Linked DNA regions of Homo sapiens: region 2 is linked to region 1. The links are chromatin loops, found by intact Hi-C in ENCODE. Cell type or tissue: heart left ventricle. All regions are shown on one strand. Each heading gives the region's core, and the rest is flanking DNA. Links, peaks and the distances in the headings are about the cores only. Region 1 overlaps BCL2L11 (BCL2 like 11). Region 2 holds the start of LOC124907868 (a long non-coding RNA gene).

What was found. Hi-C counts contacts between places; a loop is a spot of excess contacts. Peaks named below come from ENCODE experiments on the same cell type or tissue, not always from the same donor. Only the 100,000 strongest peaks of a DNase experiment are listed, where the experiment ranks them.
Region 2: it touches region 1 in a loop (2.3-fold over the local background); 7 of 110 quality-filtered maps call a loop at or near these places.

What each region holds. Positions count from the first base shown.
Region 1 is chr2:111,132,254-111,140,253 of GRCh38, forward strand. All of the region lies in intron 2 of BCL2L11 (BCL2 like 11), which reads left to right. Among named protein-coding and RNA genes, the nearest start is that of BCL2L11, 15 kb to the left of the region's middle. In heart left ventricle, for the core only: a CTCF peak has its summit at 3,736 (motif pointing left); DNase peaks (open chromatin) are centred at 3,753 and 7,780.
Region 2 is chr2:111,180,273-111,189,389 of GRCh38, forward strand. LOC124907868 (a long non-coding RNA gene) reads right to left here and starts at 4,653. Exons shown (of 2, transcript XR_007087189.1): 1 at 4,261-4,653; 2 at 648-4,077. In heart left ventricle, for the core only: no CTCF peak of the experiment used is centred there; a DNase peak (open chromatin) is centred at 5,435.

The sequences.
Region 1 (8,000 bases), core at 1-8,000:
TTCTGGGAAGAAGTAAAACGAGATAAATACTGTTAATATGCACACAAAGATTATAATGAAAAAGAACATGAAGAAAATTAGAACTCGGTTCTTCTTTAGAGACTTGTAGCTAGGAAGTAATTCAGGATGCAGTTTGAGTTGTAGGCAAATAATAAAAACTCAAAAATAATGGTTAGGGCTAGAATCTGTTAACAGGTATTGTAGTTTTCTTTGGAGCACATTTTTTTCTCCAGTTTCCCCATTCCTACCAAGGACCAATTTATTTGCAAAATACATTTTAGTCTCATTATACTTAGCCTGATTATTTGCATAAAGTGCAACAAGAATAGTGATTGGCCATATAGGCTCTTTTTAAGTTGGCTTTGCTGGAATTTTTTCATAAGGAATCTCAGATTAGACTTTTAGAAGCCTCCAGGCTTGAAAGCCAAGCTGAAAATTTGCCAGCAAACATTGCCTGTAATACCTACAGATCGGGTGAATTCCATTCTCCTCGAGGTCCCAAAGTATCTTGAGGTTCCTGGGCCTGTCGGAAAATGACATTCTTTGCTTATCGAAGATCAGGAACCTTGTAAGGGAACTGTGTAGACAAGGTACCAGGCCTGTCTTTTTTCAAGGGGCTTTTTATTCTTTAAAGCAGTCTGGTCATATCTGAAAATACGCTATTCAGTCAAAGCCTTGGTAAAATAACCCATGTCTCCAATTGCATATAGAACATACTCTATACAATTTCAGTTCTTTTAAATGTGTCAAGGTTTGTTTTGTAGCTCAGGATATGGTCTATTTTGGTGACTGAACAAAAGAAAACAGATTCTTAACTGAACTTATGCAAATAACTATATTGCCATAAAATAAGAATACTCATGAGTAGTTTCCAAATTTTGGAGAACTCAGAAAGGTAAATTTTGCTCATGAAAGTATACTTTACTCAATCATAAGCTATAAATAACTCAAAAGCAAAAGGATTTTCTTCAATTAGAATGGCAGCCTGCCAAACAGCGTGCTGTGCATTCACCTTGGAACTGCCATCCACAAACCAAGCAGCCATGTCTCAGGAGCAGAGATGGTGGAGTCTTACCCCCTTTCGCTTTTCTAATGTACGCATTTATTCAGCGCTAGAAATTTCCTTTCCACCACTGCTTAGCTGCATCCCACGTGTTTTGGTATGTTGTGTTTTCATTTTCATTGAGTTCTGTCTATATATTTTTAAATTTCCTTTGAGACCTCCTCTTTGACCCTAGGTTATTTAGAAGTGTGTTTTATTTCCAAAAATACCTAAGTGTGTTTTCTGTTACTGTTTTCTTTCTGATTCTGTTATGGTCAGAGAGCATATTTTATTCTATTTCGGTTTACAAATGTGTCGAGAATTTGTTCTGTAGCTCAGGATATGGTCTCTTTTGGTGACTGATCTATGCTGCTTGGGTACTTGAAAACATCTGTATTCTGCTGCTATTGGGTAGAGTGTTCGTTATATATACATCTTTCAGATCTTACTGGTTGATTGTGTTGTTCAGTTCTTCTCTGTCCTTGCTGATTTTACTGTCTTGTTCTGTCAGTTGCTGAGAATGTGGTGCTGAAATCCCCAGCTGTTTCCTTTCAGCTCTATTAGAGTTTGCTTCATGTCTTTTGAGGTGCTGCTGTTTGGAGTTTACACATTTAAAATGTCTTCAGGTTGGATCCAATCTTCTATCATTGCTGTAAAATGTACTTTATCTGGTATTAATAGCACTTCTGCTTTTTTAACATTAATGTATTAATGTTAACATAGTATTATCTTTTTCCATCCTTTCACTTTCCATCTGCATATGTTGTATTTGAGATAAGTTTTTTATATATGGCATGTCTTTAGATAAACCTGTTTTATCTAGTCTGCCCAATCTGTCTCTTAAATGGTCTAGACCATTTACATTTAAGATAATATATGTAAGTCTAAATGCCTTTTTGTTATTTGTTTTTTGTTTCCTCTGTTCCTTGTTTCTTTTTTTGTTTTTTAACCTTACTGTGGGTTATACGAACATTTTCTAGGATTTCGTTTTGATATGTTTATGGTGTTTTAAAATATATTGCTCTGTATCATTTTCTTAGTGGTTGTTCCAGGTATTACAGTATGTGTGTGAAATATATATTCTAAGTCTACTGGTATCAATGGTCACAGCATTTTATGATGGGAGCTGAAGAGTAGAAACCTTACTTTTCTTTAGGCTCCGTTAGCCCCATTTTTCCAATATAATTGTCTGAAGTATTTCCTCCATGTACATTGAGCACTGAATGAGTTGGTATTGTTATTTTTGCTTCAACCATCAAATATGATTTAAGAAAGTACTGTTAGTCTACCAATAGTCGCTTCCATTTTTCCCCTTCCAATGTTCTTTCCTTTCTGAAGTTCTAAGCTTTCTTCTTTTGTCATTTCCTTTCTGTTTAGAGAACTTCCTTAGTTCTTTAATGATAGGTCTGTTAGTAACAACTCCTCTGAGTTCTCCTTCTGGGAATGTCTTTATTTCCCCTTCAGTCCAGAAGGATATCTTCACGGAAGATAGAATTCGCAGTTGATGTATCTCTTTCAGTACTTGGAAAACATGCCACTTTCTTAGGGCCTCTATGGTTTTAGATGAGAAATCCCTTGTCATCTGAATTGGTGTTCTCAACTAAGTTATGTGTCATTCCTATGTGGCTGCTTTCAAGATTGTCTTTTAGTATTAAGAAGTTTAATTGTGATGTGTCTTGTCATGGGTTCTTTGGGTTTATCCTTTTTGGGGTGCACTCAGCATCTTGAATCTGGAGTTTCACGTTTTATGCCAGGTTTGGGAAGTTTTCAGCCATTATGTCTTTAAATACTTTTCCAGTCCCTTCCTCTCTTTTGGAACTCTGATGATAAGAATGTTAGTGCTTTTGTTAGTCCTGTAAGTTCCTGAGACTGTTCATTTTTTTCCAGTAGATTTTCTCTCTCTTCAGATTGAGTAAATTCTATTGATTTTGCCTCATATTCACTGATTGTTTTTAAAATTATGTTTAATTATATTTTTCAATTCTAAGATTTCTGCCTGTTTCTACTAGGTAAGTTGGAAGTTCAGATTTCTCCTTGGCTTTGCTGGTACTTTCCAAACAAAAGAGGGGCCCCAGTGCACACTGCTTTATTGTGTCCAGTTGTTGGGGGAGATGTGTAAGCTTGGCTCCCTCAGCCACTGCTGACACCAGGAAGCAGGGAGACCATAGAGGGCTGCCTCATACCTTGTTTCTGCAGAGTAGAGGTCAGAACTCAGCTTCCCTCTGAGGGAAGCTGACCCCACCAGGGGTGGGGGGGTCAGGTACAACATGCCAACCAGGCCCACTTTCTACTACCTGATTCTCCCTCTTTGATGCTAGATGGGAGAGTTCTCTTTTGTTCTCTTTAATTAGCCAGATGGGGCGAAGACTCAGTACCCACTGGGTGCCCAGACACCCAAGGCTGGGGCTGGGAGAGCCGATGGGCCCATGAACCCTGTTTTGCACTGTCTGGTTCAGTGGGTGTGTGTAATGTCATGTCAACTAACTAACCCCACCTTGTACCCACCCGTTGCTGTTTAGTAGAGGTGGAGGCTTAGCTCACTGCTCACTGCTCAGCCCCACTAATGTAACCCTGGGAGGGGATGTTAGATAACTGCCCTACTAACACTGCTTTGGCAGGGCAGCCGGATCACCTCTGCCTGCTTCTGCCAGGGAGGGTCTGGGAGATCGGCCTGCTGACACCATCTGGTGGTGGAATCAGAGCACCTCCTGCTTCCCCTGGGCTGGGGATGGGCTGGAAGATCAACTCCCCACTCTGGCCACGCGGTGCTGTGGGGCTGCTGCCAGGGGCGTTGTGGTTTTCCCGTTGCTGTTTGGCTAGAGTAGGGCAGGAGTCATGGAGTGGTTTTCTGTTGTTAGGTCACCCTCTTTTCAGTCCCTTGGCGATGGAGAACAGGCCTCCCATGGAGCTGTTATCTACGCCTCTTGGAAAGGCCCAGTTGGAGGTTTCTTCTGCAGCATGCTGTCCAGGATACATGGGAGTGAGGAAAACGGCATACTCCCTGTCCGTCATCCCTCAAGTCCTGAGGTCCCCAGCAGCCTGTCCTATTTCCCGCTTCAGTTTTCCTGGGCCTGCTTGCTGTGTTCTCTCTAGGGTTGTCTGAGGTTCTGTCTCGGGTTTTCAGTTGGGAGAGGAAGGACCTGGGGAGATGGCTCCTCCACCTTAGTGGAACTAGAGATCTGCAGCTTCCTTTAGGTGTTTATGGTGGCTATTTGTCTTAGTCCCTTTGAGCTGCTCTAATGGAATACCTGAGACTGGGTGGCTTACAAACAACAGAAGTTTATTTCTCACAATTCTGGAGGGTGATAAGTACAAGACAAAAGCAGGTTTGGTGTGCGGTGAGGGCCACTTAGACGGCACCTTCGAGCTGTGTCCTCGAGTGATAGAAAATGTGAGGGTTTCTCTGGGGTCTCTTTTGTGAGAGCACTAATCCCATTCCAATGGCCCCACCTCCTAACACCCATCACTTTCAAGGTCAGGTTTCAGCGAGAGTTTTGGGGGCATGTAACGTTTATACCATAGCAGTATCAGTTGGCTCTGGCTGCAAAGACTACTCTGAATTGTAGAAGTTACTTCTTCACTCCTTTTTACTCTCCATGTGGAATAACAGACTTACAATGATGGAAAGAGATTTAGCTGTGATCCAGGCCACCTTTTTCAGATGATAACCGTAATATCTATTGCTGTAACTCCACTGTGTGTGACTCTCATGGTGTGACCATAGGGCGTGCTCTGTGCTGCTTTCGAACATCACTCCTGAAAATGGCTGGGTAACCCAATTCCGATTTTATATGCCTTAGGGGGGACTTCTTACTAAAGATTCAGACTTGTTTTATATTTAGAGTACTTGTAGTAGGTTTAGAGATACACACCTAATTGCCAGTTGAATGCTGTACATTCTGATGCCTTGCTGCTTCACTTACTTTAAAACCATTAAATCTGATCATTGGCCCAGTCTCCACACACCTCATGTCTGTGGTCATCCTGCCTGTCACAGGACTCGCTATGAACCACCACCTCTCCCTGCCCATCTCCACCTCCCGCACCAGAATTAAGTTGTCTCCATTCCTTCTTTGTTAGACCAGCCTCAGTCTCTTGGTGTATTCCTCATGTGGTGACATTTCTAGCCTAATCCACTTCTGGTCCCTGCTCGGTCAATGGCTGAGACTTGTGCTGGGGCATCTGACCTCAGACTGCTTTCCTTCTCTGCAAGTCTCATCACACCTGTCCTTGGAGACCTCACAGGCTTGGTCCTGTGCTGACTGTAAGCTCTGTGCCACCCACATCTCAGACCCTGCACTGCAGGCATAGAGCAGAAGATGTAACATTCCTCCCCACTTTTTTTTTTTTTTTTTTTTCAGGAAATGCTAGCAGAAACATATATGCAAGGGGGTTCATCACAGCATTGTTTATACAGCCAAACGACTGTCCTTGGTCCTCTAATGGGAGGGGAGAATCTACATTATTCTGCCCTTTTTTTGGCAGACTGGTGCTGTCTTCATGGTGTTAAAAAGAATAATGGCATAGGGGAAATGCCTGTTGGCCTGATGTTAAGTTTTAAAAAGCTGCAAGATTATTTATGATAGTCTAGTTTAATATTAAAGAAGTTCATTGGCATATCAAAAATATAAGAATACATTAAACTGTCAGTAGTGGGTATTGTTGTATTTTCGTTACAGGTGGGCTTTTCTCCCTTTTTTCTTTCTTTCTTTCTTTCTTTTTTTTTTTTTTTTGAGATAGAATCTTACTGTCACCCAGGCTGGAATGCAGTGCCATGATCTCAGCTCACTGCACCCTCCACCTCCCAGGTTCAAGTGATTGTCCTGCCTCAGCCTTCTGAGTAGCTGGGATTACAGGCACCCACCACGACGCCTGGCTAATTTTTGTATTTTTAGTAGAGACAGGGTTTCACTATGTTGGCCAGGCTGGTCTCGAACTCCTGACCTGAAGTGATCCGCCTACCTCGGCCTCCCAAAGTGCTGAGATTACAGGCGTTGAGCCACTGCTCCTGGCCACAGGTGGTCTTTTCTGTGTGCCTTTGTGTATGTACACAATTGTCATAACTAGTATTATGTTTATAATCAGAACAGATTTAATAGATAATACTTACTAAAACTTTTGCTCTTTATAATTTTAATCTTTGTTTTTGGCATTCCCAGCAGCCTGTCACTGGGCATGCATACCTTGTTTGTGTGATTCAGTGTTAACCGTTGTGTCTTTTGCATTGTTGAAGATTTTGTCCAGGCTGATCAAGCTTTGGTCCCATCAGGACCATCACCGAAAGTACTCGGGGTGAACATTAGCCCCCTAATTTACTCTTTTGGGGTCTGCCTTTTTATTTTTTGCAAAGTGAGTAATCTCTCAGGGAACATCTCCATCGGACAGGATCATGGATGGATTTGGTGTTGGCAGGTTGCTCTTGGTAGCTGTCTCCCCCACAGGCTGCTCTTGGGTCTGGAGCAGGTTTTGGGTCGGGTCCTGCCTGCCCTCCATGGAACCTGGGCGGAGCAGTGAGTCTGTCTGAGCTTCAGCTTCCTCAGCCATCAAGTGAGGACATAGTGCTCACCTCTGAGGGTCATGGGGAGTTTTTCCATAAGCAAATCGACAGAAAGCCCCTGGTAGAAACTCGCACAGGAATCTTTCCTTGCCCCTCAATGAGCCCTCAGCCCTGGCAGGTTAGTGAGCATGACTGTAATGAAGTGCTCTCTACTGCTTTCCGTGGAAAGGAGCTGTCGTTCCAGGAGTATAGGAAACTCCTAGGGAAGTGAATTCATCTGGAAATGCTACTATAATTCTAATCCCCTGGGTCCCAGAACAAACAAGCAAGCAAAAAAGAACATCTTTTCTAGAAAGTGGCCTGGAGGGGGGCGTGGGAAGAGGAGGTCTGAATCACCCCTAACCTGCCAGTGAACCAAACATCACCTGAGAAGAACCTCAGCTTCTTGGGTAAATCATGGAGAGACATCTGGAAACCTGCCCCACCCCAGCGCTGTCTGAATTGGGGGTGAGTTGGGGACACCTGCTGGAGACGGCCCATTTGATTTGGCAGAAACTTGACTATAATTCAAAATGTGTCTTGAGACATGAGACATAGACTCAAGTACTTTTTCTTGCAATCCAAACTTACGTACTTTTTCCCAAAATAAGGGATACATTGGTTGCTCGTGGATTTAACATTAGGAGTGTTCATTGTGTGAATGAAATCAAGACTTCTACAACTGCGTTTTCCTTCTTTTCCCTGAGGTAATTAAACTCCTTTAGTGAGAAGACAATTTAGACAGACTGTTGGCCATTGATAATCAAAATTTTGATATTTCTAAGTGAGTGAGTTATGGATCCTTCTTCTTGGTAACCTTTTTTCACACACTATGAGGTAGCGGAAGTAAACCGTCAGTATAAACAACATGTACCCGGTTTAACCCGTTTGTAAGAGGCCAGGCCTTCGTGGTTTTAAGTATTTGCTTAGAATGAATTTGTCTCCCCAGTGTCCTCTGGGAAACCAAAATGTGCTTTGTATTTTCTCTTCTCTGCCTTGGACCAGATCCACATGATTCGTGAGTAGAGTTGCCAAGACAGGTGTGGCAAGAAATAGCCCTGAGACAGGGCTGCTGGCACGCAGCTCTCCTCCTGTTCTGCCTTTCTGTGTGGACCACGAGGCAGCAGTGAGGGCTTCCCATGGAGCATGTCTCCCTTTCAGTCACACATCTTGCGCTCACAGTCACTGCCAGCCAGTTGACTGCAAGTGCTGTGTCTGTAAACCTTGCAGTGGGGACTTGACATTGCTTTCAGAGTGAGGAAACCGAACTTGGGGATTTGGACATGAGTCTGGGCTGTGCTTAGTGTTGGAGCCCCGGGTTGAACTTGGGTCTTTGGTACTGGCAGACTGCCCTCTGCACAGTACATAATGCTTGGTTTAGTTTGGACTTCCCTTTCTTAGGAGTGAGATGGTTTTGAAGCT
Region 2 (9,117 bases), core at 644-8,643, 49 kb after region 1:
GTGCTTGTCTGTGAGTTTAGTTCTGATGACTGAGTCTAGCTGTCCAAAGACGCTGAACTGCTGAGCTCCAAAGAGGGCTGGCCTCTCCCCCGCACCTCTGTGCTGGACTTCTTCAGCACCTGTGAAGGGCCCAGCTGAGGCTGTGGCCAGCAGAGGAAGGGGAACCTTATCCCTCACCTGGTCCCACAAGAGACCACAGGAGGTCTGAAGACATGCCGCCCAATTCTCTGACATTATTATGTCTGATGTTGGTGGCCACTCTGGACACTTGCCCTCTCACATTTCATATACACCCATGTATTTGTGCCATCCGCATATCTCTGATGGCTGGTGGCAGTGTCTGACTGCATCCCAACTCTGCTGAGCAAGAGGTACACGTAAGACAATAGTAGCCAGCACCCAAAGCAACATTTAGGCCAAAAGAATGCACATGTGTGTGAAGGTCTGTGTGTACTTATGCCCGTGTGTTGGAGGTTGGGAGGGATGCCTGATGATATTTATTAGTCACCTTCTTGTACATGCAGTTTTCACGCAGCTTGTTCCTTAGTGCTCATGTCAGTCTCCAAAGGTGAAGATTATTGAGGCCCAGGCACATGAGGGCTATTTCAGTTTACTAGAGCTGCCATCACAAGTTATCACAAATTTAGTGGCTTAAGACGACAAAAATTTATTTGCTCACAGTTTTAGAGACTTGAAATTCACAGTCAAGGTGTTGGCAGGCCATACTCACTCCAAAGGCTGCTTTGTGGCAAGTCCTTCTTTGCCACTTCCAGCTTCTGGTGGGTCCAGGAATTCCTTGGCTTGTGGCTGCATCACTCCAATCTCTTCCTCCATTCTCCCATGGCATTCTCTCCTGTGGCGTGTGTTTGCACGAGTGTGTATGGGGTCATTTTGTTTCTGTGTCCTCTCCTGTTTCTTACAAGGACACTTGTCATTGAATTTAAGCCCACTAAGACAATCCAAGATGATGTCACCTTAAGATCCTTAACCCAGCACTTGGGGAGGCCGAGGTGGGTGGATCACTTGAGGTCAGAAGTTCGAGACCAGCCTGGCCAACATGGTGAAACCCCATCTCTACTAAAACGACAAAAATTCGCTGAGTGTGATGGTGCATGACTGTAATCCCAGCTACTCAGGAGGCTGAAGCACAGGAATCACTTCAACCCAGGAGGTGGAGGTTGCAATGAGCTAAGATCGCACCACTAGACTCTAGCCTGGGGGACAAAGTGAGACTCTATATGAAAAAAAAAAAAATCCTTAACCCCCAAAATGTCACATTTATAGGTTCAGGGTGTTGGATGTGGGGCAGTCTTTCAGGGTGCCACAGTTTAACTCACTACAAAAGGAGACATTTAACACTTATGGCACTGTTTTGGGTGCTTTGCCTGAATTATTTCCATTAGTCTTCAAACAACTTTAAGAGGCATGTGTAAATTATTCCCCCATTTTTACAAGTAAAGATATCAAAGTGCAGAGAGGGGAAGTAAGCCTCCATAGTCACACATCTAGAAAGTGGCAGAACCTGGGCAGGGGTGCTCCAGAGCCTGCTGTGGCCACAGGGTGACTTGCCTGGCTCATAGAGCTGGTCAAAGGCAGCATTGTCACCTCCTGGTCAGAGTCTTCACCTCCACCTCCTGATGTCATCATCATCCCTGGTAGCATTCACATCCAGTCAGACAGACCATGCAGCACCATAGAGGCCACTCCCTCCTGGGCTCCTCAGGTGCCCATTCCTGCAGTCACACCTGTACCATCCCATCCTCAAATCTGGATTCCAAACACCTCTCCCAATCCTCCCAGCCCTGCAGGTCAAGATTCTCCACTGCCTCAGTTTCTTGGCTTCCTTGAGAATTTCAATGCAGTGACTCCCCCTCCTCCCTCTTGAGCCTCCTTCCCAGCTCCTCTTCCTTCCTTCTTTGTCCAGCCTCTGCTACATGGTTCCTCATCATTATTCCAGTGTGAATTTTCTCAGCAACTCTGCCTTTCTATCCTTTGTCACAGCCCCTTGGCAAAGTCCCAACCCTGAATGAAACCTCCCATCCGCTGTCTCCACGCCTGCTCCAGAGCAGTTGCCTGTTCTTGGAGATAATCACACAATAGGGCTGGCTGATTTTGCTCTAAATTCATGATCTTGGCCCATGCACTTGCCCTCAAGACTGCCAGGCAACCCCACCACTCTCTCTAGTAGGCCACTGCCCACTCCCAGATGACAATTTTACTTCTCTTTTTCCTCTCACCTTCCCTTCCACCCTGCTCTCTCCCTCTGGTTCCAAGGGACCCTTCCCCTTCATTACTTCACTCAACTCTCATCTTCCCAATACCAGACTAGGACCCATCCTGGCTGCTTCTCTCTTCTGCTTCTTCCTGTGCTGATGGAGAAAGTCCCTCCACCTGTGCTCTGAATTCATCCTCTCCAGCTCCTTGGGAACTTATTGCTCTCATTGTCCCTCTCTGGCTCTCTCACTAGTCTCTTGGTTTTTCTAGGCAAGTCCAATCAGCACCCAGACATGCTCCTCCCACCTGCAGTTCATCTATCTCCAGCCCCTCCCGTTGACAACTACTTCCCAATCCCTCTATTTTCTTTTAGAGTCAGATTTCTCCAAAGAATATAATTTGTTTGCAGTCTCCATCTCTTAACTCCCATGCACTCCTGGACCCACTGAAGGCTAGCTCTGCTCCCCAGTACTGAGACTGCTTGGTCAAGGTCACCAATGACTCCAACTGGCCAGGCCCAGCCCCACTCTTGGACTTCATCTTAGTCCTGTGACAATATTGACCCCTTTTTCTGCAAACTCTTGCCTCTCTGTTTCTACCACATTCTGCTCTCCAGGCTCTCCTCGTTCTTCACTGGCTGGTCCTCCTTTGCAGGTCCTCCTCCTTTTTCTGACTCCTCCTTGGTCTCCCTTAGGCCCTCTTGGGTCCTCTTTCTTCACTTCACAGGTGAGTTCGTGAAATTCCATGGATTTAAATACTATTCTTATGCCGATCATTCTAAATCTATATCCCCAACCTGGACTTCTTTGAGCTTCCTTCTGACTTGCAGATTCTATTGCCTGCTGACATTTCCACTTGGAGATCTCAGATATCTCCAAACTAGCACATTCAGAGCAGACTTTCCATCCTCCCAACTCCACCTTTGCCATTCCTGTAAAGGGCACGGTATCCCCACCCCAGGTGACTTGACTCTCTCTTCTTGAATGGGTCCTCTTCTCCCTTTACCTAAACCATCAGTAAGTCTTGCTGGTTTGTGCTATAAAATGCACCTTGAATCTATCTCCTAAAATAGCCTGGAAAGCACAGCTCTACCCTCCACCCTTACCTCAGGGTACTCTCCAGAGACACTCCTCTTCCTTCAGTTCCAACCTTGCCCCACCCAAGCCCTTTCCTACCTTTCCCACTTAACGGTCTTGTACCTGTCGTTTTTCTCTTGCCAAGAATGCTCCTCTGTTTTATTTATATAGTAACTATTCTTCCTCCTTGTACATTGCAATTTTAAATGCTGCCCATTCAAAGAGGAAGTCATTCATTAACCTCATCTAAAGTAGGTCCTTTTGGTATTCTTTATCTCAGCCCCTTGGTTATTTTCTTAATTTCCAACATCACAACTTTTTTTCTTTTTGCATGTTTGGCTTTGTTATTGTTGTTATTGACTGTCTCTCTCTCCCTCATTTGCATACAGGATCCAAGAACACCCAGCTCTTGAACATGAACACATTTCCAGGATGTAGAACAGTGCCTGGCATGCTACAGATGTTGAATTAATGGTCAGATGATTGAACACAAGAAACCAATATTTAAACCACATCGGTCTGACTTCAGAGCCCTGCTGTCTTCTCACACTCCACATGCCTTCTTTCAGCAGACAGAATTCTGGAGGAGTTCAGGGTAGGAGAGGGCCCTATGGGTGGGAGGGTCAGAGAAGGCTTCCTGGATGAAGAAAGCTGGATTTAGAAAGGGGCAATCCAGCTGTCCGCCGTGTCCTGCCTTCTGATCCCACCAGGCCCGGTGCCACTCTGCCCCAATCATGGTGAAATGACATTGAGTCTGACTTGAACTTGCTCCTCACATGCATCTAGACTATGGAAGAAGAAAACTGATATCAGCTCCTCGGCTGGCACCTTCTTTTCAGGCATTCAGAAGTCTTTTGAGGCACCTGTGCCTTCCACTCACTCCCCACCTCTGGCTATCTCCATTCCTTACCACCCTCCAAATCCTGCTGGCTTCAAGGCCCAGCCCCAGCCCTCCTCCAGGAGCTCTTACCCAGCCCTTCTGCAGACCCTCCGCTCCTTATCATCTTGTGTCTCAGGATTCTGCTTTTCTCCTCTGCACTGGCATTGCCTTGCTGGCTTCTTAGGGTGAGTTAGGTTGCACTGCAGGAACAAACCAACCCAGCTCTCAGTGGCCAAGTGATGGGCATGATCAGGGCAAGGGGCAAAGCCTCGTACCACAAGCTGACCCTGGTTTGGTGGGAGTCTCTTCTCCCCATCATCCTCTTTCAAAGATATTGGCTGACAGAGCCTCTGCCATCTGGAGCATTGCCAGGCATCAGGGCAGGAAGAAGGGAATGTGGGAAATTCTGCATCAGCTCTTAGAAGCACTCACCAAGTGCTTCATGCCTCTTCTGCTCATGTTTTACAGGCTAGAGCAATCACATGGCCATGCCTAACCTGAAAAGTGAGGAGAGGTGGGAAGCAGTGAGTGCAATCCTATGATGTGGTCAGAAGAAGCAGCAATGGAAACATTGGTGGATAAGCCTTGTGGCTACCATACCACATTGAAGTTCCAAAAAGTTGGAGGCTGTGTTACTTGTTATGCTTTCTCTTCACTGCAGTACTTAGCCTGTAGCTTGGGCAAAGATGCCAAGTGAACTAGGACCACCTCCAAGCCTGGCAAAGACTTCCTTTCCTCTAAGAGAGGCTATGATGCAAGAGGTAGTTGAGAATTTTTGAGAATGTTGGCTGAAGCTATCAAAACGCTGGCAGGGCTTTGTATAAAATTTATGGGAGCTGACCTCTCCTTGATCTTTAGTTTCGAGTCTCAAACCCCTTTTCTTTTTCTGTTAGTATTCAACCCCCTCCACCTTCACCCCCATCTTCTAGGTCTCTCTAGAACTGTCCCTGGCTCGACTGTTCAGGTTGAACAATCTTCTGCCTGACCCGGAGAACACAAAGCAACTCCCTTCTGTTGGCTGTAATGTGTGAACGCTGAGCACTTCTCAAAGGCCAAGCACTGAGTTCAATGCTCTCTCAGATCATTGGATTAATTATTGTCACAAATTAGCTGGTGGAAGCTCCACTGTTCAGGGGATTTCACAGAGGAGGACTCTAAGGTTTAACAACTGACCCGAGGCACTTGGCTGGTGGGCAGTGTCTCTGGGCACCTCCCTAGCTGACTCTCCTATGCCACCTGCCTCGTGACCGGGCACATGGCCGAAGGGGTGAGTGGGTGCCAAAGGTCGACCTTGAAGCGTGTCACCCGCTCCCTGGGGAACTAAGTGTTCTGTGTGGGGGCTGAAGTGCAGAGATAATAGTGGAATTTACCTCTCAAGACTGCAGGGCTAAGTGTGACTTTTGTTTGATAAGCTTGGGTTTTATGTCTTTAGGAGCAAACAAACAAACCATAAAGTGGCAGTCTGTTGGAGTGAGTCCCAGCTGAGCTTGCAGGAAGGGAGAGGCTCTGGGCTCTGCCCCTGGGGAAGAGCGAGAGAGGCAGGCACAGTGCGGGTGGGGGAGACTCATAGAGCTTCCCTTTCCTCATGTGAAAAGTAAATCGGATTCTATGGTAATAACCCAAAGCTCACTTAAAAGGCTCATTAATGAGGAAAACAATAGCAGTAAGAACAATGGCTATATTACACTGATGCCGTGTGCCAGACAAGATACTGAGAACTTTCTATGTATCATCTTTTTGAATTACCCCATTTTAGATATGAGGAAAGTGGGGATTAGGCATTTAAAATGTGCCCAAGCTCATACAGTCAGTGAGTGACAGAGCTAGGTTAGAAGCCCAGCAAGACGTCCAGGCCCCACGCCCAGCCACTAAGCTTTACTGTGGAATGTTGACAGTGATGATGTAAGAGGGGGTGGCGCGGATAAAGATGGCCATGATGATGATGATCATGACTCCAAACTCTTTGCTAGTTACTCCATTCTTAGCCTCTTCTAGAAGTGCAAGCCTCCCCTGGCTGCCCAGCCATAGGGGATAAGTAGCTTTGCTTGTAGGGAAGAGGTACCAGGTGAGCATGAGCACTCCTTTACCTGTTCAGTTCCATTTCCAGGGAACACTGTGCAGCGCCAGCCTGGGAGGCCACCCGTGCAGACGTGCTGAAGGAAGACACTTCCCAGGGCCGTGTTGATGCAAACTCTGTGGAGCACAGCTCCCCGTGCCCTGAGGTGTTTTCCTGGCTCTAGGCTCTGGCCAGCCCTTTTCCCTCCAACCTAGCATGGTTCCCTCTGCTTCATCTCATCTGCCCAGCCTGGAACGCGCTGCCTTGACTTTTCCACGTGCTTAAAGCCTACTCATCCATTAGGGCCCAGCTCAAGAACATGTGGTTGGTTGCTTTGTTCTTCCATTCGTTCATTCATCCATTCGTATTTTTCGATCATGTTTACGAATCTCCTGCAATGTGTCAAGTATGTGTGGTGTAGAGGGATGAGCATGGGTTGGGGGTGCCAGGCATAGGTTCGATCCTGTCCCTTCTCAGCCATGTGACTGAGCAAGTTGCTCCCTGAGCTTCAGTTTTCCCATCTTTAAAATGTGGATTATCAGTGAGACTCTGTGAGCCCAGAGAACCATAAGCACTAACTTTCCCCTACAAGTCCCCTCTGTCACCCCCTCTCACACCCTCTCTGCATCGCTAGCTCCCCCTGGCCACTGTTCGAGTGGGAGCACGCTAATTCAGCAAGTCAATCAATGGTCACAAGGAAGATGCCAGGGCCGAGGGCTGGTCTTCTCTTAACTGTAGCATTAAGACCATGACTAGATTCAAGGCAAAGTCTCAACAAGAGCTGGTTGGCTCCCCAGGCCACTGTGCAGTTCCGTGGAACACAGGCCTTCCTGGGTGTCCAGATCAGAGTCAGGGGAGGTATGCAGGCCTTCAGGTCTTAAGGGCCATCCTGCTGAAGACTTGTCAAGAGAAGGGAGCACAGCTCCCTCCTGCTCCCATCTGAGCCAGCCTAGGCAGGGCCAGCACTTGGTGATGATGACATGTCCCAGTCAGGTGCCTGACTGGTGAGGGTGCCTGGTCTCCCTCTATGTTCCAGTAGAGACTCCATGTTCATCCTGATGGAGGCCGGCCCTCTGAGGGGAGGGGAGGCCACCTTGAAGGCCCTGCCCTTGGCCTGGCAGAGCCTTTTCCTCCTTAGGGGCTGACTCAACCTCATGAGGATGGACGAGCTTCTCAGGAAGGGACCCCAACCACCAAGACTGAAACCCTCCTTTCTCCCGTATTGGCAGTCATTCTCGTTTACATTGGATGCAGTGGTCACCCATTGCCCAGTCTTTCTAATGTGCCTGGCCTCTTCTCTGTCTTAGCCATGCAGGACAAATGCAAAGGGCAGCTAAGAACCTAATTTAAAAAGCCCGCAGGCAAAAGGGCACTGGGTCGAGACACCAATGCCTGGTCCCTCTGGGGATGCACTTACATCATCTGAGAATTTCTTCCCAAATGAGAGAGGAAGAGACAGAGCTACAAAGGAAGAGAGGAAGAAAAAGGAAAGCTCATGACAGGGAGAGACTGAGAAAGGGACAAAGTAGGCCCTGTGGGTGCAGCCCAAACCGGCCCACATGGGCTTTGATGACAGAGCCGAGGATTTGCCTTTTGCTCAGAGGAAGGGAGGGGGCTTCAGGGCGGCTCTGGGGCTGCAGAGTCAGAGCCCAAGCCCCTAGCAGGTCCCCCAGCCCGGGAGGCAGAGTGTGCAGCCAGGGCAGCCTCTGGACACCATCAAATTGCACACAAAAACCTGGGGCCTCCATGGGAACTGCAGATTATACAGAGTGAGTGGGGAGGAGGGCAGGGGATTGAAATTTTATTCTTTCTTCCTCCTTCCTTGAAAATTCCGATCACTAAAAGTAAAAACATACACACACATACTCACTCACACACTCACTCACCCATGCACATACCATCTTCAACGCCTGGGCTATTCCATCTTTGCCAAAAAGAACCAAGATGTTATCTGTGAGGTATGTCTGCATGAGCTTAGACAAGACCAAACCTACATCCTCTCTCCTTGCAAAAAAAAAAAAATGCATTTACTTTTCTTCCAAATCCAACAAAAATAAATTTAAAATGTTAGAAATAGTTACTGAGCTTCTAGAAATTGTTATAGTACCGAAAGTGAGGAAATTAATTGTTACCTGGCCCAGGCACTTCACTTTCGCCTAAGCCCCAAATAAAATGGATTTTTCCTCTTCTAGTGATCTATTGATGTATAATGAGCCATCTACAACTTAGTAGCTTAAACCATAGCACCAATCCTTTTTTATTAGCTCTCATAGTTCTGGTGGCTGACTGAGCTCAGAAGGGCCACTCACGGTCCTTTTTGTAGATGCGGTCAGGCTAGGCTGGAGTCACCTGAAGGCTTCTGGACTGACAGGGATGGTGGTGGATGGTGGTTGACGTTGTCTGTTGGTGGGATCTCAGCTGGTGCTGTTGGCTGGAACACCTCTATATGGTCTCTCCATGTGGCCTGAGCTACCCCACAGCATGGTGTCTGGGTTCCAAATGGGAGTGTCCCAATAAGACCAGGAGGAAGCTGCATTGCCTTTCATAACCTGGCTTCAGAAGTCACAGAATGTCACTTCTGCCATAGTTGCAGGTCCACCCAGATTCAAGGATGGACAATAAACCCCACCTCTTTTTGGGAGGAGTGAGAAGACCATTTGGGATAGGAGATCTTATTGCAGTCATCTTGGCTAATGCATTTTCTCCATGTTTTTAAGTATGGAGGTGGTATTCTTTTTAAAAATTATCGTCCTCGTTATCACCATTGCACCAATGTACATGGGTCATGGGCTCCCCAGGCCAGCCCTACCCTTTGCAAACCTGTTCAGACTTCCAGCTCACTAACTTCTCCCCCTCCAGCCCAGGCCCCAGGGCATTCAACCCAGATCTCA